Linked DNA regions of Homo sapiens: region 1 is linked to region 2. A link is a loop called in an ENCODE intact Hi-C map of the cell type or tissue named here. Cell type or tissue: Calu3. All regions are shown on one strand. Links, peaks and the distances in the headings refer to the core of each region. The heading gives the core; the rest is flanking DNA. Region 1 holds the start of LOC112268169 (a long non-coding RNA gene). Region 2 overlaps HSD17B2 (hydroxysteroid 17-beta dehydrogenase 2).

The links. Hi-C counts contacts between places; a loop is a spot of excess contacts. Peaks named below come from ENCODE experiments on the same cell type or tissue, not always from the same donor. Only the 100,000 strongest peaks of a DNase experiment are listed, where the experiment ranks them.
Region 1: it touches region 2 in a loop (5-fold over the local background); 3 of 110 quality-filtered maps call a loop at or near these places.

Annotation. Positions count from the first base shown.
Region 1 is chr16:82,000,351-82,010,230 of GRCh38, forward strand. SDR42E1 (short chain dehydrogenase/reductase family 42E, member 1) reads right to left here. Exons shown (of 3, transcript NM_145168.3): 2 at 441-534. The coding sequence starts at 508. LOC112268169 (a long non-coding RNA gene) reads left to right here and starts at 4,106. Exons shown (of 2, transcript XR_002957879.2): 1 at 4,106-4,439; 2 at 7,117-7,544. In Calu3, for the core only: no CTCF peak of the experiment used is centred there; DNase peaks (open chromatin) are centred at 4,451 and 4,983.
Region 2 is chr16:82,048,816-82,064,757 of GRCh38, forward strand. The region is part of intron 1 of HSD17B2 (hydroxysteroid 17-beta dehydrogenase 2); the gene reads left to right. It overlaps HSD17B2-AS1 (HSD17B2 antisense RNA 1), which reads right to left. Exons shown (of 2, transcript XR_933797.3): 1 at 14,278-15,942. Among named protein-coding and RNA genes, the nearest start is that of HSD17B2-AS1, 10 kb to the right of the region's middle. In Calu3, for the core only: no CTCF peak of the experiment used is centred there; no DNase peak of the experiment used is centred there.

The sequences.
Region 1 (9,880 bases), core at 1-8,000, 52 kb before region 2:
ACTATGCATGTTCCTTGGTGCAAGCCTCGCTTCTTCAAATTTTCAAAAGTGAGAATCCTCTCATCTACTTAAATTACAAAGAGAGAGGCCTTATCTTCAAAGAATGGTGGCATTTTTCCCCCTTGGTTCTAGGGCCCACTATCTATTCTTTGGAATATTTGTGAATAATAAGATAACTGTGAAAGAACAGCTATGATTTAAAATTGTTTTTGGTGATGTGAATAGTCACCCCTCCCAATTTAATGGCTTTATAAATAATTTTTCTTTAAGTGAAATATACCTGTAGTTCTCAGCTGCAATGTCTGAGCAGTGGGCAACACAGATCATTTCTGGTTTGACATTACACAAACAAGTAAAAGTCTGCTCTGCTGTCAGAGTTGAATGCTTCTGGCAACTACCAGTAAAATAATTCCATGTGTATATTTTATAGATACACTTACCGAAAACCAAAATAGCCACTTCCTCCTGTAATGAGGACACTTTCCTTTTGAGATCTTTTGGGGTCCATATGTGGCAGTCAAAAGATAACTGGACCTGAAGAAAGAAGTATGCATCACTGTTACTGATCCAAATGCAAACGTCATTCTCCCTAATTTTGACCTAACAAAAACAAAAAGTCAATACGCTGTAGTAGAATGAAAAGGTGAGGTCTGGGTCTGGTCACAGCTGTGTCATTTAGCTACTTTCCCTTCAGTTCCTGGGCTTCAAATTTCACCCGATGTAACATGGGGACAGTAATACCTGCTCTGCCCACCTGAAAAGGTTAATGTGGAGGTTAAATAAGAGAATGTACTTGGCAGTGCTTTGAGAGCCACAAAAAACGTTTCGAACATAAGGCATTATTGTAAATTCTTGAAAATGATTAGAGCCTTTTTGAAAATAATTGATTCAAATTTGGTAGGAAGAGGCATTTCCCCCCCATGCATCAGAAAATTAGAGAGCACTCTAAAGGAAGCTCCCAACATCTTTTCTTTAAAATTTCGCACTGCAGCATGGTTTAATACTGCTTTATTAACCCTATACTTAAAAAATATGTATATGGGGAAAAACTCCTTTATGTAGCAAACCATGCCCCACCTCCCCCACCGCAAATCTTGCAAGTACTTAAAGTACAAGTGCTCAGTGCCTTTGGGGATCCCACTTCTCTCTCCCTCTTCTTCTGTGGCCCTCCCCGCATTTCTTTCAAGGCTCCAAGGCCCCCTTCTCCCAAAAACAAAACTAAATAAGCAAAAATGAAGACACCCAACTCCTTCCATGTGGGAGGGAGAGAGGCCAGGCACGGTGGCTCACACTTGTAATCCCAGCACTTTGGGAGGCCGAGGCAGGCGGATCATGAGGTCAGGAGATCGAGACCATCCTGACTAACACGGTGAAACCCCGTCTCTACTAAAAATACAAAAAATTAGCCGGGCGTGGTGGCGGGCACCTGTAGTCCCAGCTACTCGGGAGGCTGAGGCAGGAGAATGGCGTGAACCCAGGAGGCGTAGCTGGCAATGAGCGAAGATCGCGCCACTGCACTCTAGCCTGGGCGACAGAGCAAGACTCCATCTCAAAAAAAAAAAAAAAAAACCACAGGAAGCACACAGGTCCTCAAAGGCACTGGGTGCGTATACACACACACACACACACACACACACACACATATACCTGTGCTCAAGTCAACAGAGACACTCAGAGGTGTGGTTAGGCATGAAGACTGCAAGCAATCAAGAGCCCTACCATTTCTCTTTCCCAGCCAGGCACCCACGACTGCAGCCACTGCACCACAAAAGTAGACTTCAACATGGAAGAGTGTGGAGACAGGAGGGAAGCGGGAGCAGCAGAGGTTAGGGCTATGCAGGATGAAGAGCTTGTATGGCAGAGAGGCTATGAGTGTGAAGTCAGTGTACATGCACAAAGAAAGAAAAAATATGGGGGACAGGAATACACAGTGAAGACGTCTCGCCTCCGCCCTTAAATGGTTATGTGATCTTGGCCAAGACATTTCTCTAGATTTCACTTTTCTCTTCTGTCTGGTTGTGTGTTGTGCTATGTTACAGGAATGCTAAAGTTTCTAAAAAGGCAGCATGGTACAGTGGAAATAATAACAACAAACACATACCTAGTGCTTACTACTAGGGCCAGGCAGCATGCTAAGTGCTTTATGTGTATGTTAGCCATTTAATCCTTTTAATAATCTTACTAGGAAAGTACTATTAGATCCTGTTTTTCAGCTGAGAATTACCACAGAGACAGTAAATAAACTTGCCCAAGCTTACCTGGATTCACACCCGATGGCAGTTTGGCCCCAGGAGCCCGCACTCTTAACCACTAAAACACAGTCTTAAATGAAAAGAGAATGGACTTTGGGGTCCACTTACCAGTTGTGTGATTTTGGACTGTGTGTTTACCACATGTGTTAAACACTCTGAACCTGCTGCTTCATCTAAAAGTGGAGCTGATAATAAGCCTGCCTGAAGACTGCATGGGATAATGTGCAAAAAATGTCCAACAAAACACCTGACACCGTATGGGCACTCCACAGATGTCATTCCTTGAGCTGCCCTTTTTTCACACTCCAGAGTTTAGAGATCCAACTATTTTATTACATTTCCACATGACATGACTACATCTCTCAAAAGCACAGGGTTACAAAGAGTTTTGTAAGTTCTTCTGAATACCTGTGTGAGTGTATTAAGACTGCCAATGAAGCGAATCAGATCACTTATGCAGAGTCAGTCAGTGTGACAAGTGAAGACAAGGTTCAGCAAGTGACTGTCTCAGTGGTTTGAGGGTATGGAGAAGAGTGAGAAATACTAGGGAAACTGAGCAAAATGGGGCAGAGGATGGCTGATGAGTTCCCAAGGTTCCATTAAGCAACTGCCACGGTTGTGCTTTCAAGAAAATTCATGAAGAATGAATGTGCCAGCACTCCCTCAATGCACCTAACAGTGACCTTGTGATTCTATTGTTTTCTGAGTGCAGAACACTCCCATTTGGATTTAGAGTAGCCATAAAACCAAATGCAGTCAATTCTGTTCTTTAGTGTACTCACAACCCTTCATGATGAATGCTATTTCCCAACACAGTAGACATCAGTTACTGATATATCAATACAGACTTCCCACGTTCACCTCCATGACCTGGTCACAATTTCCCACTCTTCTGCTACTGGCACTCCGTGCTCCAACCGTACAGACTTTCCTTATCTTGAAGATGCTGAGCCCATTAGTGCCTCCTGTTCTCACTTCAGTGTGACACATCGTATACTAGGTCCTTTTCTGGAAGCTTCTTTCTCAATATTTAGGTCTGCTGACAAGTCTTCAGAGAGACTTCTCTGATCACCCTAGCTAACACAGATGCCTGTACCCTAAATGTTGCTTTGTTTTCTCTATGGAACATTTTGCTATCTATCTAAAACTATTTACTTTTTATTATTGATCTCCTTCCCACAGAATGTTAAGTTCTATGAGAACTGAGGTCTTCTGCCTTCTGGGGTGTCCCTACTAGAATCCAGAACATAGTAGATGCTCAATAAATATTTGTTGAATCTATGGATTATTCTGAACACCCTAAAATATATCCAATTCAGTAAAATTGTGATGGGCACAAATTACCCAGGGCTCTGCAGTGTCTAAGAGCTGCTGTTCTGCAAGACATTAATACTGCCATTTTAACAATAACATGTCTCCTAAAAAGTGCCGGGTTATGAAATGAAAGATACAAACCCAAACGAGACAGAGGTCCTGCTTTCCAGAGCTTACAAATAAGAAAGAGGCTTCTACAGATACCAAAAGGAAAAGGCAAAAAAGATGAAAATAACGCTACTGTTATAATGTTGGTATAAACAAAGTGTGGTGGGAAACCAAGGTGAGGGGTGGGGAGACTGATTCTGACAGGGCACATCAGGAAGAGATCATGGGAGAGTGAGCTTTAGCACTACAGGGCCCATGGGAGGATCTAGGTAGGCTGAAAGGAGGGTTATCACAGGTGGGGGTGCACCACGAATAAATGGATCACATGCAGGGAAGGCTGTGCTGGGCAGCTAACATGGTGAGTCCGCCATGGCTGGTGTGCAAACTGAAGCATGGAGCTGATGCTTGAGGGTGAAAAGACAGCCTGGGGTGAGCCTGGAGACAGGCTTCTGTCCCCTTCCATAAAGTTTGAATCCCATTCTTTTTTTCTCTTTGAGACAAGGTCTCACTCTGTTGCCCAGGCTATAGTGCAGAGGTGTGACCACGGCTCACTGCAACCTTGATTTCCTGGCCTCAAGCGATCCTCCTACCTCAGCATCCTGAGTAGCTGGGACTACAGGCGTGTGCCATGATGCCTGGCTAATTGAATTCCACTCTGCAGACAACACAAGCCTTTGTAGGTTTACAGCAATGAACCGTTGGGGCCACCTTGGTACTTGTGAAAGAGAAGGCTTCCCCTGGAGGAGGAAATGGGCCAGGGTCCAGGTAAGGGAGATGTGGCTCTAGACTAGCGGGTTACCAGTGAGGACAAAAGGCCAGTGTGCTCAGGTGAAATCAGGGTGAGGGCTGGTGAACAACTGCAGGAGGTGGCAGCGTGCTGCACCCAGGTGATGTTTTGAGGAAGATGATGTCATTAATTGAAACAGTAAGTTTTGGAAATGTTCTTGTCTGGTTGAAAGTTTTGACAAACAGGATGTCAGATAACAATTTAAGATCTTCTTAATATCTCTGTAAGAATTCCACCATAAGGAATTCTGAAAATGGACAAGGCCTTCAAAAGCCCAATTAAAACATTCCAACGGAAATACCTATCTTTAATTAGTCTTTGGTTTTAAAATTACACATTCCAGTCCAGTCACAAGACCATAGGTCAATCATGGTTCATGTGCACATTAATCAAGTAAGGAACATACAACTTCGGATTATTAATGCTTCAGAAACCTGCCAGGCCTAGTGATGCTACTCCATTACCTTCCAACTAGTTTCAGAATGATCTGAGGCAAAAACTTGTATAACTGACCTGATCGGGGGGGTCAGAAGAGAAAGATAAGAAAAATTAATAACTTAACAAGATAAACAGCAAGGAAAAAGCTTATCCACCAGGCCAGTAAAGCCTTCACAGGATGGTAGCCATCTGCTGCACTGCTGGGAGCCGCCTCCTCCCTTCCTGATCCCCAACATTGATAAGCACAGAAAAATCTCAGCAAACGCATTTTGCAGACCTGCCCCCACCCAAAATTCACATGAATCCTAAGCCAGAAGGGAGAAAAGAGAATATACAGTTGTTCTTCAACCAGCTGCCTGATTTTCATCTACTCTGTGGCTTCTGTTTTATTAATTAGTTTCTATCTGATTCCTTCTAGGGCTGGGCACTCAGACCTGCCTTTATAATGGCAAGTGCTTGAAGGTCCTTCCAAAATGTGGCTTTGTTCAGTAATTGCTCTCCCCTGGTGGGGAGGGCTACATCCGACCTGAGCAGTCATTTTAGTGGATACAGGTTAAAGTTAAGCACATGATCAAGAAACAACAAAAAAAACCTTAATTACAAACAGTAAAAAAAAATTAAATTTAAAAATCCACCTGACCTCTTGAGAATACTAAGGTAAAGCGAGGGTAATAAAGTTGACATCTCAAGGGAAGTTATGAGAAAAAACTAATAAAAGATGACTGGGAGTACTTTACATTTTAAAAGACCTAATTAAATGCTAAAGATCAGAAATAAGAACCTTTGATTACGCACACCGTTCCTTCATCCCTATGAGTTCAAGATGACTGTGCTACTTGCCCTCTGGTATCATAATGCAATATAGAAATATGGGTGTCATTAGCATTTCACCAATAGAAAGTATGGAACAGCGGGAATTTAAGACTGTTACCATAAAAATAAAAAAACTGTATTTACTTTAAGAGAGAGAAAAAATATCTCCAAGTACTATAACCCCATGATTACGTGTTTTAAATCACTGTACAAGTGCTGACCAGAGGTAAAAGGTAACTGTATTCTTATTATATTGAGATCTGGCAAATATATTCATGCTAGAGGGCTTACGAAATGGTGCTGTTCAAATTCCATGCATGATCTGAAAATTATCTACTTGTGTTTAATACAAGGAAGTCAAAACAATAAAAATAAATATGCAGTTAGAGGGATAAGGAGAAGAATTCTGATACAGATAAAAGAGATGTGACATATAAAATTCAAAAGGGGCTGGGTGCAGTGGCTCACGCCTGTAATTCCAGCACTTTGGAAGGCTGAGGTGGGTGGATCACTTGAGGTCAGGAGTTTGAGACCAGCTGGGCCAACATGGTGAAACCCTGTCTCTACTAAAAACAGAAAAAATTCGCCAGGCGTGGTGATGCACACCTGTAATCTCAGCTACTCAGAAGGTTGAGGCAGGAGAATTGCTTGAACCTGGGAGATGGAGGTTGCAGTGAGTGCAGACTGCACCACTATACTCCAGTCTAGGCGACAGAGGGAGATTCCATCTCAAAAAAAACAAAAAACAAAAAACCAAAAGGCCAAACACACCTTGGAAGAAAATTACCTAAGGGCATAGAGTTAAGTGAAAACCAGTATACTCGTAATAGATATGGGTATTTATGCAGGGTTTTGAATATAACTAGGTAGCAGGACAGCTGTCTATAATTCAGGGTCATCACCTGAGGTGTTTCAAATCTTGTTCGGCTACCTAAACTTCTGCCTAGATACTTGTGGCACAAGTGCCTTGCAATTCCTCACAATGCTGATGACAAAGAAATGAAATAATTTTGTAACTGGTATTTCCCATCTGTTTCCCAAGCTACAGTATAAATGCCATGTGAGTACAGACTGGCAATATCTATAGGGACAAGGAATATCTAGCAGATTGTAGACCCAGTAAATATAAATGGGGTGAACATTTTGCAAGCTCTTCAAATGCCTCTTTCTGTCCTATCTGCAAGGAGTACTACACTTGTACTTTCTTCTTCACTAGGTCAGCAGTTTGCCACGTCTATAAATTGAAGTAATACCAAGTAATTGAATTAATATCTAGTAATTGAAGTAATATCAACTGCCACTTATTAAGCACTTACTCTCTGCCAGGCATTGTGCAACACTCTGTCTGTGAATTATTTCACAACCCTCTCAGATGAGTACTAATTTGTTAATTCCATTTTACAGGTGAGAAAACTGAAGCTCAGAGACACAAAGTGCCTAACTCCAAGTCCTACAGCTAGCAAATGGTAGAGCAGGGATCTGTACCAATAACCCAGGTGCATCTGACTCTACAGTTCATCTTAACGCAGCAGCACTCGAGGCTGTGCAGAGCCCCTACCTGAAGTGCTTGGTACTGACCTGAGTCCTGTGAGGGCTTTCACTGTTAACACATTCTGCAACCTCATTGTGGTTCCTGCAGTTCCCAGAGAAAATGAATTGGAGGTGGCCCATCTTCTCCCATGTGGCACAGGTAGCACTGATGAAGGGTTAAGACTCCCAGTTTGGAAATCTGGGCATTAGACTTGGCTCTTCCACCAATTCCCTGTGTTACCCTAGGCAATTCACTGAACCTCTGTTTCCTCCGCCCTAAAATAAAAACAGCAACAACCATGGCTACACTTATTATTTATTATGGGTTAGGCAGTGATATGGTTTGGCCGTGTCTCCACCCAAGCCTCTTGTTGAATTGTAGCTCCCGTAAATCCCACGTGTCCTGGAGGGACCCGGTAGGAGGTAATTGAATCATGGGGGCGGGTCTTTCCTGTGCTATTCTCATGATAGTAAGTCCCACAACATCTGATGATTTTATAAAAGAAAATTCCCCTACACAAACTCTCTTGCCAGCCACCATGTAAGACGTGACTTTGCTCTTCCTTTGCCTTCTGCCATGATTATGAGGCCTCCCCAGCCACGTGGAACTGTGAGTCCATTAAACTACTTTCCATTATAAATTACCCAGTCTTGGGAATGTCTTTATTAGCAGTATGAGAATGGACTAATACAGTAAATTGGCACTGGGTAGTGGGGTGCTACTGTAAAGATATCTGAAAATGTGGAAGTGACTTTGGAACTGGTTTACAGGCAAAGCCTGCAACAGTTTGGAGGGCTCAGAAGAAGACAGGAAGATGTGGGAAAGTTTGGAACTTCCTAGAGACTTGTTGAATGGCTTTCACCAAAATGCTGACAGTGATATAGACAATAAAGTCCAGGCTGAGGTGGTCTCAGAGATGAGGAACTTGTTGGGAACTGGAGCAAAAGTGACTCGTTATGTTTTAGCAAAGAGACTGATGGCATTTTGTCCTTGCCCTAGAGATCTGTGTAAGTCAGAGCTTCAGAGAGATGATTTAGGGTATCTGGGGTAAGAAATTTCTAAGCTGCAAAGCATTCAAGAGGAAGCAGAGTGTAGGTTTGAAAAATTTGCAGCCTAATGATACAAAAGAAAAGAAAAACCCATTTTCTGGGGAGAAATTCAAGCTGGCTGCAGAAATTTGCATAAGTAACAAGGAGCCAAATGCTAATCATCAAGACAATGGGGAAAATGTCTCCAGGGCATGTCAGAGACCTTCTTGGCAGCCCCTCCTACCAAAGGCCCAGAAGTCTAGGAGGCAAAAATGGTTTCCTGGGCTGGGTCCAGGGTCCCCCTGCTCTATGCAGCCTAGGGACTTGGTGCTCTGCGTCCCAGCTGCTCCAGCTGTGGCTAAAACGGGCCAAGGTACAGCTCAAACTGGGGCTTCAGAGGGTGCAAGCCCCAAGCCTTGGAAACTTCCATGCGGTGTTAAGCCTGTGGGTACACAGAAGTCAAGAACTGAGGTTTGGAAACCTCTCCCTAGGTTTCAGAGGATGTATGGAAACTCCTGGATGTCCAGGCAGAAGTTGGCTGCAGGGGTGGGGCCCTCATGGAGAACCACTGCTAGAGCAGCATGGAAGGGAAATGTGGGGTTGGAACCACCCCACAGCGTCCCCACTGGGACACTGCCTAGTGGAGCTGTGAGAAGAGAGCTACCATCCTCCAGACCCCAGAATGGTAGATCCACCAACAGCTTGCACCGTACACCTAGAAAAGCAGCAGACACTAAACGCCAGCCCTGGAAGCAGCCAAAAGTGGGGCTGTACCCTGCAAAACCACAAGGGTGGAGCTGCCCAAGACTATGGGAAACCACCTCTTGCATCAGTATGACCTGGATATGGGACACGGAGTCAAAGGAGGTCATTTTGGAGTTTCAAGATGTGACTGCCCCGCTGGATTTTAGACTTGCATGGGGCCTGTAGCCCCTTCGTTGTGGCCAATTTCTCCTTTTTGGAATGAGTATACTTACCCAATACCTGTACCCCCATTGTATCTAGGAAGTAACTAACTTGCTTTTGATTTTACAGGCTTATAGGTGGAAGGGGCTTGCCTTGCCTCAGATGAGACTTTGGAGTGTGGACTTTTGAGTTAATGCTAAAATGAGTTAAGACTTTGTGGGACTGTTGGGAAGGCATGATTGGTTTTGAAATGTGAGGGCATGAGATTTGGGAGGGGCCAGGGGCGGAATGATATGGTTTGGCTGTGTCTCCACCCAAATCTCACCTTGAATTGTAGATCCCATAATTACCACGTGTCCTGGGAGGGACCCAGTGGGAGGTAACTGAATCACAGGGGTGGGTTTTTCCCATGCCGTTCTCTTGATAGTGAATAAGTCTCAAAAGATCTGATGGTTTTATAAAGGGGAGTTCCCCTACACAAGCTCTCTTGCCTGCCACCATATAAGACGTAAGATGTGACTTTGCTCCTCTTTTGCCTTCTGGCATGATTATGAGGCTTCCCCAGCCATGTGGAACTGTGAGTCCATCAAACCTCTTAACTTTATAAATTACCCAGTCTTGGGTATGTTTTTATTAGCAGCATGAGAATGGATTAATACAGGTAGTTTAAAGGTTTAGCATTTAAGCCTCAGGACAATCTTCC
Region 2 (15,942 bases), core at 3,612-11,611:
AAGATGTGACAATGTACTGCTTGTAGTCAGTAGAATAGTTATGAGAATAAAATGAAATGAGCATGCCAAATGCTTAGTGTTGAGCCTGGCTGCATAGTACACAAACAGTGAATGCTGCTGTAGGAAATCAAAGAAGACAAAGGACAATAAAGTAACCAGAGAACGCATTATGATGAAAATAATCCTGGCTACTTTCTGGGCTGGAACAGGTAGTCCCATGTTGAGCTTATATGTTTCTGTTCAATTACATCTCTCCTGTTTATGACCCTTTCATATTCTTTATCAGCATTCTCTGTGACTATTTATTTAATATACTCTTCCCTCTCAAGCAATTGTTCTTTACTGGGAGCAATTTGGTTACCTAGGGGAATATTTGGCAATTCTGGAGATATTTTTGGTTGTCAAAACCTATAGGGTAGCGGGGAGTGACAACATGCTACAGGTATTGAGTGTTGAGGCCAGGATGCCACTGAACATTCTATAATGCAAAGGACAGCCCCTACCACAAAAAATTTACCTGACCTCAAATGTCAATAGCTCTGAAGTTGAGATACTTTCTCCTAGATGACGGGTCATGTCATTCATGTGCATCATGGTTTCCCCAAGTGCCAGGTACAAAGCAAGTCACATGATGGGTGCCCCATAATAATAAAGGGAATGGAGATTTAACTGCACCTTGAAGAATAGGCCAGGTCTGAATATATCTCCTGCTTTGAGTACAAGGTGTCAGAAGATGCTGTGAGCATTTCGGAAAGAAAGTTCACAAGAGAGATTGCAAACATTCTGGCTCCCAAAGAATGAAAGAGAGGAAACAGCCCTGGGGCTTTATCAGGAGACTGACATTCCCATAAACAAGAGAGTCTTGGAACAAAAGGTCTGGAACTGCAGGTAATACAAGAACACCCAAGACTACAAGCAGTTCATTGTTTTTACAGATAGACTTCAGCCAACCACTGAAGCAGCAGAGATGGAATTTTTAAATAGACACAAACTAGAGACAGTTCCTTTGGTAAGGCACAAAGGTGAGGCTTCTCAGCCCCATAGTGGGGCTGCATGCATACAGAGAAGGTCTCCACCTCGGGACAGCTTCTTGAATCCGGTGGATATCAACTGTCACTGTGTGTCAGAATCACCTTGGGGCTTTTAAAAAATAATGATGCTTGGGCACCCACTCCCAGAGCTCAAGTTTACCTGATCTAAGGCATGTGCCTGGGCATTGGTGTTTCTTTAGAGCGCCTCCGTCCCAGGTGAAGCTAATGGATAGCCAGCCCTACTTTACAAATGAACCACAGCTCAAAATCTTGTATAAACAATTTCTCTCTCCAACACCTTATGTACTCAGTTCCACTGGATGTCTTGCGCTTTATATGCTTGAAACTGAGTTCTTGATTTGGGACCCTTCCCTACCTGGCCCTTGCTCAGGGTTCCCCATCTTGGTGAGCTGCACTACCCAGCATTCTGTAGTGACCAGAATCCCAAGAACTCCCCTTCATTCTCATTTCTCTGCCCATCTTCTCCCCTGCCCGCCCATATACAATTCGTTCTCGGTGCTGAGGCTATTACTTTCCAACTGCACCTAGATATGTCCACGGCTCGTCACCTCCCCTGCTTCTGATGTAGTCAAAGCTACCGTCATTTGTTCTAGGGCTACTCCCTGGCCTCTGGGATTCCACTTTTGTCTCTTTAAGTTGTTCTCTGCAGAGTAGGTTGAGTGTCTTTTTCTGGCTTAAGACCCATCAAAGGCTTTCTGCTGTAGAGAATTCAAACCCAAACTTTTGCCCAAGACCAGAAGGCCCTGTGGAATCCGAGCCCCCAGATCCCACACCTCTCTCCCCTGCTAGTTAGCTTGAAGCACCAAGCTCTAAAGTCTTTCCATTTACTGTTCTTTTCACCGGGAATGCTTTTTCCTCCACCCTTTACAGGCTGGCTTCTTCTTCACCTTCATGTCTTAGTCTAAGACATGACAATTAACTGCTTGTAGTCATGCTTTTGTTTTGTTTTTGTTTTTGTTTTTAAATCTTGGCACTATTGACATTTGGGGCTGGAAAATTTCTTTGTCGTTGGAACTTTTCTGTACATTATAGGATGTTTAGTCTCTACTCACTGGATGACACAATAATCTGCTCCCCAGTTGTGATAAGAAAAAATGTCTCTAGACAATGCCAAATGCCTCATGAGGACAAAATCCCTGCCAACTGATAACTACTAGCTTAAATATTAACTTCTTGAACAGGTATTCTCTGTTCTCCAGGCTTTAAGTCTCCAGGTGTATTTCTCAATCTTCATATCCTATTTGTTACTTTCATAGAACTTTTCTCACCTTGAAATTGAATATTTATCTAGTAAATATCTGTGTCATAGTCCCACTAGACTATCTTGACTATTTCATTCAATTCTGTAATGATAGCATTGCGTACGGCTCCTGGTATGCAGTAGATGCTTAATAAACTTCTGTTGAAGAAATGCATGCACGCATGAATGAATGCATGAGCAAACAAAGACTGCTAGGCAGGCAAGTGCCTTCCCGCCAGGGTTAGAGAGATTATCTAGCAGTGCAAAAAGACCATGGACTAAAAAGGAATGAGATAATGCCCCTTGCAGAGACATGGATGAAGCTGGAAGCCATCATCCTCAGCAAACTAACACAGGAACAGAAAACCAAGTACCGCATGTTCTCACTCATAAGTGGGAACTGAACTATGAGAACATAGGGACACAGAGAGAGTAACAGCACACATCGGGGCCTATTGGGGTGGGGGTGAGGGTGAGGGGAGGGGAAGTATCAGGACAAATAGCTAATGCATGCAGGGCTTAACACTAGGGTGACGAGTTGATAGGTGAAGCAAACCACCATGCCACACATACAGCTATGTAACAAACCTGTAAGTTCTGCACATGTATCCCGGAATTTAAAGTAAAATAAAAAAAGAAAAAAAGAGCATGGACTTCGGAATCGTTAGTTGCAGCTTCTCAGCTCTGCCAGCTTCTTGCTGTGTGACCTGGGTCAGATAATTAACATCTCAGAGCCTCAGATTACTAATCTGTAAAATGGGGATACTACTTTTGAGAGTTTGCTTAACTGTGTAATCTTCCCTGCTCTCTCCCAGACCCCACGGGCTTTGGATGCTTCTTCATGTGCCCTTGGCACCTGGTGCAGGTCTCTATCAAGGGCTCACCATCACCAAGGATAGGATCACACTGTGCCGTCAGTGCCTTATACAGAGCCAACCACATCATAGGTGCTCAGGAAATAATGTCTGTGCGGTGTATGACCAGGAATCAAGTCGTATCCGAGATTTGAGGTCTTGTAGGTAGTTTGCTGAGACTATTCTTATACGGGTTGGTCCCTGGAAAAATGAGCAATCCCAGGTCCTTCCTTGGTGGGCTGTGGGAATGGGGAGGCTGTGCCCCTCTCTGTTGTTCAGGTGGGCATTCTCGTTTGCCAAAAATTGAGAAGCTACGCCTGGATCCTCTTACCTCTTTTTCTGTTTTGGTCTTCTGCCCAGGCCTTTGCAAATAATGAATTTAACAAAGATGTTGTCTGAGTGTCTCTTAGACCCAGGGAACTGAGTATGGGCAGCTGTTCCTCCTTGGTCAGAGCAAGCGAACTGTCATGTATCCAAATGTTTCTAGCGAGAGGGTCCTGTGAATGGAATTGTCAGTGAGTTCTAGTTTGCTCATAGCATGAGTCTCCCTCAGGGAGCAACCCTTGAGGTTTTCTACCTGCTCAGAAACTCTCTAGAGAAGGCTACACCCTGGGCATGCATTTCCCTTGAACTAGCTTTTCCTAGTCCCACTAGGAGAGTAAATGACAAAGCTGGGCCCTGAATCTAGGTCTTGCCCATCTCTCTATTTTTTTATGCTCAAAACTCACAATCCAGGGAAAAATATCCTTTCTCTTAGCTTGGGCAGTGTTGGGCAGTCTACTGAAGATCACATGTAGTAGGAGACAGGTAGTTCACTTTATTGGTCTCCTGGAACTGCTGTAAAAAAGCATAACAGACTGGGTGCCTTAAAACAGCAGAAATTTATTCACTCACATTTCTGGAGGCTGAAAAACTGAAGAGCATGGTACTGGCATTGCTCTTTCTTTCTGCATCATAACATGGTGGAGGGCATCATATAGCAAGAGGGCAAGAGCATGCCAGCTTAGGTCTCTCTTCCTCTTCTTATAAAGCCACCAGCCCCTCTTGGGGGCCCCATTATGACCTTATCTAGACCTAATTACCTCCCAAAGGCTCCACCTCTCAATGCCATCAACATATGAATTTGGGGATTAAGTTTACTACACATGAAATTTGGGGAACACATTCCAACTATAGCACTTATTAGCTAAAAGTTGCTAAGAACTTTTTTTTCTGGTAGCACAGGTTTTGGCTGCATGGCAAATGCAGAAGTCAACAGAAGGAGCCCACGTACATCAGGGAATTGGTGATCAGAGTCACCTAGACTGCAGGGGAAAAAGCCAAACCAAAAGTCTTACAGGTAGAGAAGATTTGGAAGAGGCACACATCCCAAGCAAACTACAATTGATGCACCCCTGCAGAGTCTACAGAAATGAAAAGAGAAGATCGAAATATCATCATTTTTCATTCTCCCGAGTTTTAATTTTTATTTATTTATTATTATTTATTTATTTATTATTAAAGTAGCAGAGATTGAAAACTAAGATAAAAAATGCCAACATAACCAATGATACGTTTAGCAGGATTGGGGAAAGTTCATAGCGCTAGCCATGGACTCTGAGTTCTCCACTAGACTGTAAGACCTTGAGGCCAAGAACTGTGTCCATCTTGGTCACCATTGTACCTGTAGCACCTAGCCCAGCATGGGGGAGCAGAGAGAAGCTGAGTGAATTGATTAAATTCATTGGTTGTGGCTGACCTCTAAAGATGTTCTATTAACTCTGAGACTGTGCACAGAGAAGACTTTGTGTGCTGCTGTCCATGGAAAGAAAGCTTCATCTTGTGTTGCTGCTGGGGAGCTCAAACAACACTGGACATGGATGGTACTGGACTGGTAGAGCATCTCCCTCTTGTATTATGTAAAGAAGTTCTAACATAGAATGCATAACCATAGATAGAAGTTCATTATCAGTTTTATTTAATAAGCAGTTGTTCCTGATAATCAAAGTGATTCAGATATCACTTAAGGTCACCATGCTCATTAAGTCAAGAGATTATGTGCTGGAGTCCTTACATGATGACCTAAGGCAGGTCTATCCATGCCTTCAACAGCATGTCTACAAATTCCCAAGCTTGTCTTTCTCCAAGTCACCTCTGGCTGTGATTTCTAGTGAAGATGAACTCTCATCTCTCATTCTTTACTCTGTTATCAGTCCAAACATGTAAGAGCCCTTTCTCCTTAATCACTTAACCTTAACCCACATATCGAAAAAAAAAAAAAAAGAAAAAAAAGAAAGAAAAGCCATGCACATAGATCAGATGAAAGTAATACGCTTTCCAGAAAATTCAGGGCTCCTCTGTCATCACAGACATTGTAAATATTAGACTGCCCCATTCTTTTTAAAATCTAACTTTTTTTTTTGGGACAGAGTCTCGCTGTGTCACCCAGGCTGGAGTGTAGTGGTGTGATCTTGGCTCACTGCAACTTCCACCTCCCAGGTTCAAGCAATTCTCCTGCTTCAGCCTCCCAAGTAGCTGGGACTACAGGTGTGTGCCACCAGAGCTGGCTAATTTTTGCATTTTTAGTAGACATGGGGTTTCACCATGTTGCTCAGGCTGGCCTCAAACTCCTGACCTCAAGTTATCCACCTGCCCCAGCCTCCCAAAGTGCTGGGATTCCAGGCGTGAGCCACCGGGCTCAGCCCTGCCCTATTCTTAACATACCACTTAGCCATTTCCACCAACTTGATTTCCCAACCTCCAGAAATGTTGCTTTCTCTTCCCACTCCCACTTCATCTCTTTGAGATGTCATTTTTTCCTCTTTCCCCACTAGTGTCTTTAGCAGAAAGGGAAGGGTGCTGTCCAGTAGAAATATTTCTATTTTTTTTAAAACCTAAGTCAACTCAAGTCACACCTTGGTTCAAAACTTTCTGATGATATCTCTCGTCACATTTTACAATAAAACTCATGGTCTTCCCCATGGCTGAAAGCAGAGTTTCTCAACCTCGGCTCTCTTAACATTTGAGGCCAGATGGTTCTTTTTGGTGGGGTCTGTTCTATGCATTTTGGGATGTTTAGCAGCTCTCTGGCCTCACCAGATGTCAGTAGCCCATCCCCATTTTTACAATCAAAAATGTCTCCAGACATTGTCAAATGTTCCCTGGGGGGGAACTGAAAATCACTGACTTAAAGGCCACATGGACTGGCCTTGAACTACTGCTGTAATTTAGCTCCTTTTATTCTCTTTGATTGTTCTGCTCTGGTTAAAATGGCCTCTCTGCTGTTTGACTGAGAATTATGTTCCTGTCTGAGAGCCTTTGCACCTGCTCTGCCCTGTGCCTGGTGCACTCTTCCGTGAACATGGCATCCTGGCACCCAGTCACTATTCTGTTGCAAACACCCATTCCCACCTGACGCCAATACATTTGCTTATTGAATGTCTCCCATGACCTCCTACAAGCTAAGCTTCATGGGATGGGGACTTGGATGGTTTTATATGTTGCCGTGTCCCCATGATGTAGAAGAGTACATGGCACATGCTCAACAAAGAGCTATTGAAAGAATGAGGTAATGAATAGGCAGGAACACACAGGATGGAGTAAGTAGCACATATGTGAGATGATTAAGAAATCAGCCCAAGTAGAATAGAAGGTATGTCCTAAGGTTGGGAAATGTAGAAAACTCCCCCACAGTGGGCAAATGATAGAAGTTATTGACATCCAGACAGCGTACTGTATCCACCATCTATCAGACAAGTGGGTGTCAGAGCAGGTTCATGAGCTGGGGAGAGATGTGGTAAGAATGGAGCAGAAATGAGAAGCCTGGATTCAACCGGAAAACCATGCAATAGAAGCGTGGATCCAACTAGAAAATAACACAATGCTCTGGTGTGAGTGAGGGTGGCGAATTGGTTTCCTCTGTGGTTGGTGAGGAGTACTGGAGTGAGTAGATTCTAAGGGAGAGGTGATTTGATTGAACAGTGTCCATGGTGGAATGAGAAGTGTAAGCTGGCCCAGGTACCAAGGGTTTGTCATCTCTGTTGTAAAGAACTAGGTCAATGGTGGTAATTAGCAATGAAACAGAAAATAGAAAACTGTAAATCACAGACATCTTGGATTTTATTCAAGTTTGGCAAGTTGCATCTTGTACCATTATATTTTGGAAGCGGCTGAGTGAGTTTTTGGTCATGTGTTGGCAAGAATGACATCCTGTCAGCCAGGAAGCATCTTTCCCATGAAAAAAAGGGACATTAGTAAGGCTGCCCTACTTAGATAAAACCTTAGATAATGATAAAAGGGACCTTGGGATAGTGGGGCAATTTAGTTGTATCTCTGGTTAGTTTTCTCTTTTTTGTGTTATGCTAATCTTAAGTAAATTTACTTTTTATGTAGTTGCTTAACGTGTTTTTACAAGTGTTACTTTACTTGTAGCAATTCTTGTGAAATACATGGTTGGAACATTAACAAAAAATTTCTATTAACCAAGCCACAGGAAAACATAGGAGAATGAACAAAAGAAGCCAGCCACAAAGAGGACCGATACCTATTTCCATCTATTTAAAACAAAAATCAGGTAAAACGGATCTATGCTGTTGTAAGTCAGGATCGTGGTAACCTGTGAGGGGTGGGGACAACTGGAAGGAGATACAAGGGAGATCTCTGGTGAGCTGTTGATGTTGTTTCTTAACCTTGGTGCTGATTAAGTTTCTCTATAATGTATAATACATAGCAGATTGGTAACCTCAAAAATGCTATTGCCTATTCACAACGATAGGTGAAATATACACTAGTCATTGATTCACGGAAGTTGACTATATTCAGAGAGAATGTGTTAGACAGGAAATACAAACAAACAAAAACAACCAACCAAACAAAAAAACAGGTGCCTTAGAATCTTATGGACGTAGGGTTCAAATGGCACCTCTGCTTTTTTACTTGAGTGAGGCTGGAAACTTTTTATATTCTTTCTGAAGCTTGGTTTCCTCACCTGTAAAATGGGAAAAAATGTGCACTTTTATGGGAGCCAATTGGAAGCTCTAAATAGCCAAAGCTAGAAGAGTTAGAGCAACACAACAAAGTAGTAAGCCATAATCCAAAGTATAAAATCAATATTCATGAGTCCAAACTGATATAAATAAGTGATTGAACTAATTAATAAGCGAGGGAGAAGAGATAAATCTCCTGTGCAGAATTCCAAATAATGTATAGAGCTATTCCACCCTAAAGAAGGAAGAGCATAACTCCCCACTTTCTCTTTTCTTTTCTTTTTTTTTTTTTGAGAGAGAGTCCCCCTCCGTCACCAGGCTAGAGTGCAGTGGCGCAATCTCGGCTCACTGCAAGCTCCGCCTCCTGGGTTCAAGCGATTCTCCTGCCTCAGCCTCCTGAATAGCTGGGACTACAGGCGCGCACCAACATGCCCGGCTACTTTTTGTATTTTTAGTAGAGACGGGGTTTCACCATGTTGGCCAGGATGCTCTCGATTTCCTGACCTCGTGATCCACCCGCTTCGGCCTCCCAAAGTGCTGGGATTACAGGCGTGAGCCACCGCGCCCAGCCTAACTCCCCAGTTTTTAAGTGTGGCCTGTGCACAACGGCTTCCTTTCAAAGCGTACAGCTTGGGAAGGGGAAAAAGCAACTGTGCAGTGGAGAAAACTGATGAACACCACTTCAACCAGGTCAACATCTTCCAGGTCAACATCAGCAGCAGTCTTAAGTCACATGGGTGCTATGTACCCTTAATGTGATGTGATGTGATGAAATGGCATTTTACCTCTGTGATCTTCTTCCCCCAAACCTATAATCCCAGTCTAATCAGGAGAAAAGCATCAGACAAATTCAAATAGAGAGGCGTTCTACAAAATCCCTGATGAGCACTCCGTCAAACTATCAATTATGTCAACTATGTCAGGTCTGAGAACCTGTCATAGCCCACAGGAGTCTAAGCAGACAGGATCACTAAATGTAACACAATGTCCTGAACAGGATCCTACAGCAGAAAAAGGACATTAGGTAAAAGTAACGCAATGTGAATAAAGTATAGAATTTAGTTAATAATAATGTATCAATATTGGGTCATTAATTGTAGAAGATGTAACTACATCATACTAATGTAAGATTGTTGTTGTTGTTAATTTTTTTTTTTTTTTTTTGAGATAGGGTTTTGCTCTGTCGCCTAGGCTGGAGTGCAGCAGTATGAGCATGCTCACTGCAGCCTCAACCTCCTGGGCTCAGGTGATTCTCCCACCTCAGCCTCCTGAGTAGCTGGGGCCAGGGGCGTATGCCAGCACACCTGGCTAATTTTTAAATTATTTGTAGAGGCAGGGTCTCCCTTTGTTACCCAGGCTAGTCTCAAACTCCTGGGCTCAAGCGATTCTCCTGCCTCAGCCTCCCAAAGTTCTGGAATTACAGGTGTGAGCTACCGCACCCAGCCATAAGATGTTAATAATAGGGAAACTGTATGCGAAGTATTTGGGAACTCTCGGTACTAGCTTTCTGATTTTTTTGTAAATCTAAATTTGCTCTAAAAAATAAAATCTGTTTTTTTAAAAAATGTGCATCTTACCTTAGGTTGCAAGCATAAAGTGAGATAACATATATAAACATAAGGCTCTCAAACTTTTTGGACTTAGTCCCCTTACATGGGCAAAAGTCATTAGGGCTCACCTACCCCACCCATTCCCACATCAGCTTTGTGTTGGTTCACATGTGCCCTAAGGGTAATGCGAATTTTCACGGTGACCAGGTCTTAGTTGAATGCTGAATTACAGTCATCTGTACAGTTCAGTTTCCTTTGTGAATATAGAATCGAGAAACCCTTCCTAAGTTATGTTCCTATTAAAAAATGAAGGTCATTTAAAAGAAAAAATCTGATTTTTAGGCACTGTGGACAGATGGCGGGGCTCAGGGAGGGTGATGAATGGGTCCAGGGAGCGAGTACAGGGCAAGAACATGAAACTGTGAGAAGGTGATGGGTTGTGCCTGGACTGTGATACTTCTTCATTTACTCAATTGTTCATTCTGTCATTCGGTAAATATTTACTACAGGCGCTCAGTGGGTGTGGGGTCTGGAACAGTGAACCAGACAGCCCAAGAGAGTCCGTACTCTGATGGAGATCACCTAGTTTCTTCTCTTTCCTGCCTGTATTATTTTCCAATGAGTGTTCCCTTAAGGAGGAAACTGGAGTTCTCTATAAAAGTAAACTATGACATATTCCTAGAACTTTCCTATTAATAACATTCACCAATATTGTAATTATTTATCCAATGTGCATCTTCTCTCTAGACCAGGGTTTCTCAGCCTTGGCACTGTTGATATTTGAGGATGGATGTTGGCTGGCAGATGTTGAGAAGCATCCCTGGCCTCAATAGTAGTCTGTGTTGTGACAACCAAAAATGTTTCCAGACATTGCCAGATATTCCCCAGGGGACAAAATTGTCTGTGGTTGAGAATCGCTTTCCTGCATTGGTGGCTCTCAATCCTGGCTGAAGTTTGGAATCTCCTGAAGAGATCTCAGAAACTGTTGCCAGTGGATACCGACCCCTATCCAGGCCAATTAAATGGGAGTCTCTGGGGATGGGCATTGACTTTTTTTTAGATTGTAGTGGGATTGAGGAGTGAGAACCTCTTTCCTAATCAGTATGCGTCATGAAGCCAGGGAGTATTTGTCTTCTGTGGGTGGGTGTTTTTAGGACCTAACACAATGATATCTGAATGAATGAGGGAACAAAAGAATGAAGGTGAAGACAGGTAGGAAGATGTGTCAGAAGTTAAAAGTGGCACCGGGACAGTACAGGAATGTGTTTTGCAAAGAGCAAACCTGGGTTTCACGGCTGACTCTACCACATTCCCGTTGTGTAGCTTTGGGCAAGTGTTTAATTTCCCGGGCACTTCAGTTGCTCATCTTAACACAGGAATCACAAGAATATGGGAGAATTCTTCATAAAGGTTATGTTCCAAGAAAAATGCATTTGTTTCCATTAAAAAAAATTGACATGAAAAATCTAGCTATTTCCCAAGGCCTCCTCACCCGACAACTGTTATCCGTTAAGAATGCTGAGGGCAAAGGAGGAGGGAGGTCAAGTATTTGCTCTTCCTGGATTAAGAGTTGAGCTTTTATTTTGACCTCAGGGCAGTCCTAAGTATGCTAGAGTTTTGTTGTATTTCTCTAACATTTTATTATACCTTAATCTATTTTATGGGGAACAGGCAATGTCAACATGAGGGTGGCAATCTGATGGATTGCCTAAGTCTTAAACTAAAGGGTGGGGAAAGTCCACTTCCCACTAGTTTCCCACAGGCTTTCTACCAGCTAAACAGCTTTGATTCAGATGACCTTTGTAAGTGGGAAACTGTAGGTCAGGGATCTCCAACTCAAAAGGCTATGGGGTCAGGGTAGGCTGCATTACTGAGGGAAGCTGGTGATGGGAATGTGTGTGTGTGTGAGAGCTCTTGATCAGTGAACCTTGTTTCTTCAAGTGCATACCCCATCAGAGGGGGAGCCCCGGAGGTCCTCAGCCTCAGCTGATGGGTCCCTTGTGGGAATGCCGACTCATCTCCTGGTTAATCAAGAGAAACCATTGATCTGGGTTTTCAGGTACAATCTCCCGATTCTGAGTCTTTGTTCAAATTTTTGCAAAATTCATTGTGTGGGACAAATGAAATGCCTATTCAGATCACATCCTTTTACTGATAGATAGCAGATCTTCAATTTGTGTTTGTCCGTTCTACCATAAGAAGTGAGATTCCACTATGAGAAAGGGTCTTGGTGCCTCTGAAGATACCAACCCCGTAAGCACCTCCACCTTAAGCTGCTGGTAGTTGAAGACATCATTGGCAAAGGGAGCACTCGGAGGAGCTTTAGGGGCAAGGACGCATAAAGCAGAGCTGTGATCTTTGGCTGATTCATCGCTGTGGCTAGAAAAGCAGTGAGGACCTTCTGAGAGAACTGATCTGAAAACCTTTTTGGTTCCAGAAACTGGAGGGAGCCAATGAAAGGAGTAGTGTAGTGTCGGTTTTTTAAAAAAAGTTTCCATTTATGGGCCAGGCGTGGCGACTCACACCTGTAATCCCAGCACTTTGGAAGACTGAGGCAGGTAGATCATGAGATCAGGAGTTCAAGACCAGCCTGGCCAAGATGGTGAAACCCCGTCTCTATTAAAAATACAAAAATGAGCTGGGCATGGTGGCAGGTGCATGTAATCCCAGCTACTTGGGAGGCTGAGGCAAAGAATTGCTTGAACCCAGGAGGCAGAGGATGCAGTAAGCCAAGATTGTGCCACTGCACTCAAGCCTGGGTGACAGAGTGAGACTCTGTCAAAAAAAAAAAAAAAGTTACCATTTATTTAATAAACATCTGGAGAGCAGTGGCTTTGTGCCAGACCTTGTTCCAATTACTTTAATATATCAAATTATTTAATCCTTCGAACAACTCTATGACCCAGGTCCTACTGTCACTCCATTTTAAAGATGGGGAAACTGGGGCACAGAGAGGTTAAGTGACAGCCAAAGTCACACAGCTGTTAAGTGACAGAGCTGGGATTTGAACCCAGGTCTCCCAGCTCCAGAATCCAGGTTATCATCATTTCTCTTGGCTGTATTTTAATAGGGACGATTTTATCTATAGTAATGAAAAATTATGGCTTTGAAGACTATGTAGAAATATGTAAAACCAGTCTATATAATAGTAATTTAAAAATCAGCTGTCAAATTGTATGTGTGCTATAACTGTTAAAGAACGATATGTAGGAAAAAAGACTAGAAGAAAAAGAACATGAACATTATGAGAGTTATGCAATATGGTGAGATTATGGAGAATACCTTCTTTTATTGATCTCAGTATTGACTGTGAGCTTTTATTTCTTGTATGATGTTTTATTAATGACTAAAAAACATTTACAGGTTTGTAAATTTATCCCCCATCTTCCTTCTTTCTGAATGTAGCTTCCAAAGGACAGTGCTTGTGTTCCAGGGCACATGCATCCCAGCACTCAGTCCTGTATTTACAGGGTGGATGCGTTTTATTCAAGAGGCCTGGCCTGAAGAACTCCCAAACACGCGTTATTCACAACGTGCCCAATTTAAGACTTGAACCAACAAATGATGGGGTGTTTCCGTTCACCAGCTAATATGGTGCCCCCATGTGGCAGTAGCATAAATACACTTTGCAACTACATTACACAATTCCTAATACCCTCAAATTCAAGGTGATTCACATTATTTCCCTTTTGCACATAAACTGAGTCTTTATTAACATTTTTAGAATTAACTGCTATTTCAAATTCACTCCAATCTTGTACAAATGGGTCTGTAGTAGTCATTGCCTGTCCCAAGTTGATGGGTTTCCAGGCTGCTAGAGACAGAATGATCCCAAATGACATAGTTTAACACCAACCTCAGCATTTTCTCTGCCCTGTTGAGCACTTACTATGAGTCAGGTGCCCTCAGCACTAGTGACAAAGGACCCTCTCTCAGTTTGTAAGGCACAAATATTCTAGTGCCCTCTTCAATGCTTATTCATCCAACATGTGCTTTTTATTGAGCATCCACTATGGGCTAAGCCTTGTGCTTTGGAGGATTTGAATATTTTATACCCCAGTTGTTTATATCCTAATCTGTGCCTGGCTCCAAACTACCTCTGCTGTGTCTTAGCTGAATGACTTAATCCTTCTGTGCCTCAGTTTCCTCCTCTGTAAATGGGTGATGGTAACATTACTTACCCCCCAGGGTGATTGAGAGGATTCAGTGAGTAAATGCATGTGAACTAGCTGGAACTTGGTAAACATGCAATCCATACTTGGTGTGCTTATTTTCAAACACCACTGTTGGGTAACTCTTATGAAACACTTCCAACTTCTCACGAAAGCCCTGGCTTTGTTGCCAGGTTTCCGGAGTATACAATTATTTTCCCCTCTCCTCAAGGAGTGATTCCTTAGCCACAGACTTTTTCAAGGCCCTCTGACCCCTGAGCTGCCTCAGGACTTCATAGACACCAGGCCTAGCACAGCCTGATCTCTAACATCATAAGTCAGAAATGACGTCACGGTTACAGCCACGATACTGATGACAGCCATTCACAACACGCTGGGCCAGTGCGAAATCCTGTCTTGCTGACTGCCCATGCCAGTCTAGGAGGGGGTGTTATGATAATCCTACCTTCCATGTGAGGAAGTGGAGGTTCCACATGGTTATATGTGACTTTCCCAAGGCTTGTAAGTGGAAGAGAAGAATCAGGCAGTCTGAGTCTTAACCAAGATGTTCAGCTGACAGTCAGTAGAGGCAAACTCTACATTTACCAATATTGTGAGTGGAAACATCTGAAAATTAAAATAAAGACACAGTTTTATTTTTTAAAAAGACTGATGTAGTAATTGTTTGGAATAGGCTCTATTAGGCATTTCACAAATATTAACTGACACAGGTACCATTATTTAGCCCATTTTACAGGTAAGGAAGCAGAGGCAGAGAGTAATTAGAAAGGCTCTCTAGGGTTACACAGGCAGGAATAGCAGGGCTAGACTCGCACCCATTCGCCTATGCCACACTGCCTCATGGGTAAACACAAGCAGATGGTCTCCCGTGATCTTTGGCTTCATTAATTTACTGCCAAACAAAAAAAAACCTCAGATTTAGTTAGGAGAGACTTTATTCAAAAGGATTATTGCAGTAGAGGGAATGTTCTGACCACTTAATCTGCAAGTGTCTCAAGATGAGGCAGTAAATATTTTGCTTTGCTAAAGAGGCATAAACAAGGTTAGAAAGAAGTGGGTGTTGGGGGCTGGGATGATCAGAGTGACACAATCAGACAGTGGTTGAGGGCTGATCAGGAAGGTCTGTAAAGAGGAGTTGTCTGCTGGCTCAGGCTGAGGGTGGGCCAGGACCTGGGGAAAGGAGAGACTCTACACCAAAGTTAGGTTAACGAACACTTTGTTCCGACTGACCAGTGGAAACAGGCAGTTAAACTAACCACAAAAACAAAGAAAGGGAGTTTGGAGGCTCTGGGTCTGGCCTTGTCATAGGTAAACAAGTGGGGGCACCTATGAGTCTCATCTAAGTCATATGGGGAAGGGAGTTCTTTGCAGTGAGCTGTTTCCCAGAACACAAAAGGGTGGGGACATTTCTTAACCTTTGCAATTTTCCAGTATCACAGGGCTTGCCTAAAGTTCAACACTGTTGTCACCTGTAGGCTCTTCCAAGGAACTTTCCTAAGAGAGTCAGATCCTAGGCTCATGAAGCTGCTCAAAGGCACTGCCTTCCAAAATGTGACAAATTATCCTCTACTCAAAGGAAAAGGAGTCAAGATCACAATGTCTCCTCCTTGCTCGCATCCCTTTACCTGCCACGCTGGCTTCTTTCACTCAGTGTAATGGTTTCAATGTTCATGCTGTAGCAAGCATAGAAACTTCATTCCTTTCTATGGCTTAATAATATCTCACTGTTGGGTATACCATATTTTTTATCCATTCATTAGTTGATGGATGTTTGGTTAGTTTCTTTTTTTCTGTTGTTATGAATAATGCTGCTATGAACATTTGTGCACAGGTTTTTGTGTAAATATATATTTTCATTTATCTTGGGTACACACCTAGGAGCAGAATTGCTAGGTCGTCTGGTGACATTATGTTTAACCTTTTGAGGACTGTTTTCCAAAGCAAAGATAACTAGTTTTAGTGTCTGCAGTAAGTGAAAAAGATGTTCAGGAAAGACACTAAAACTAACTCGAGAAAGAAGAGGGATTATTAGGAGGATGTGGAATTTCTTAAAGCATACATGGGGAAGAGAGCACTTGAGGTTTACCAGAGAGTGGAAAGCTATCATGAG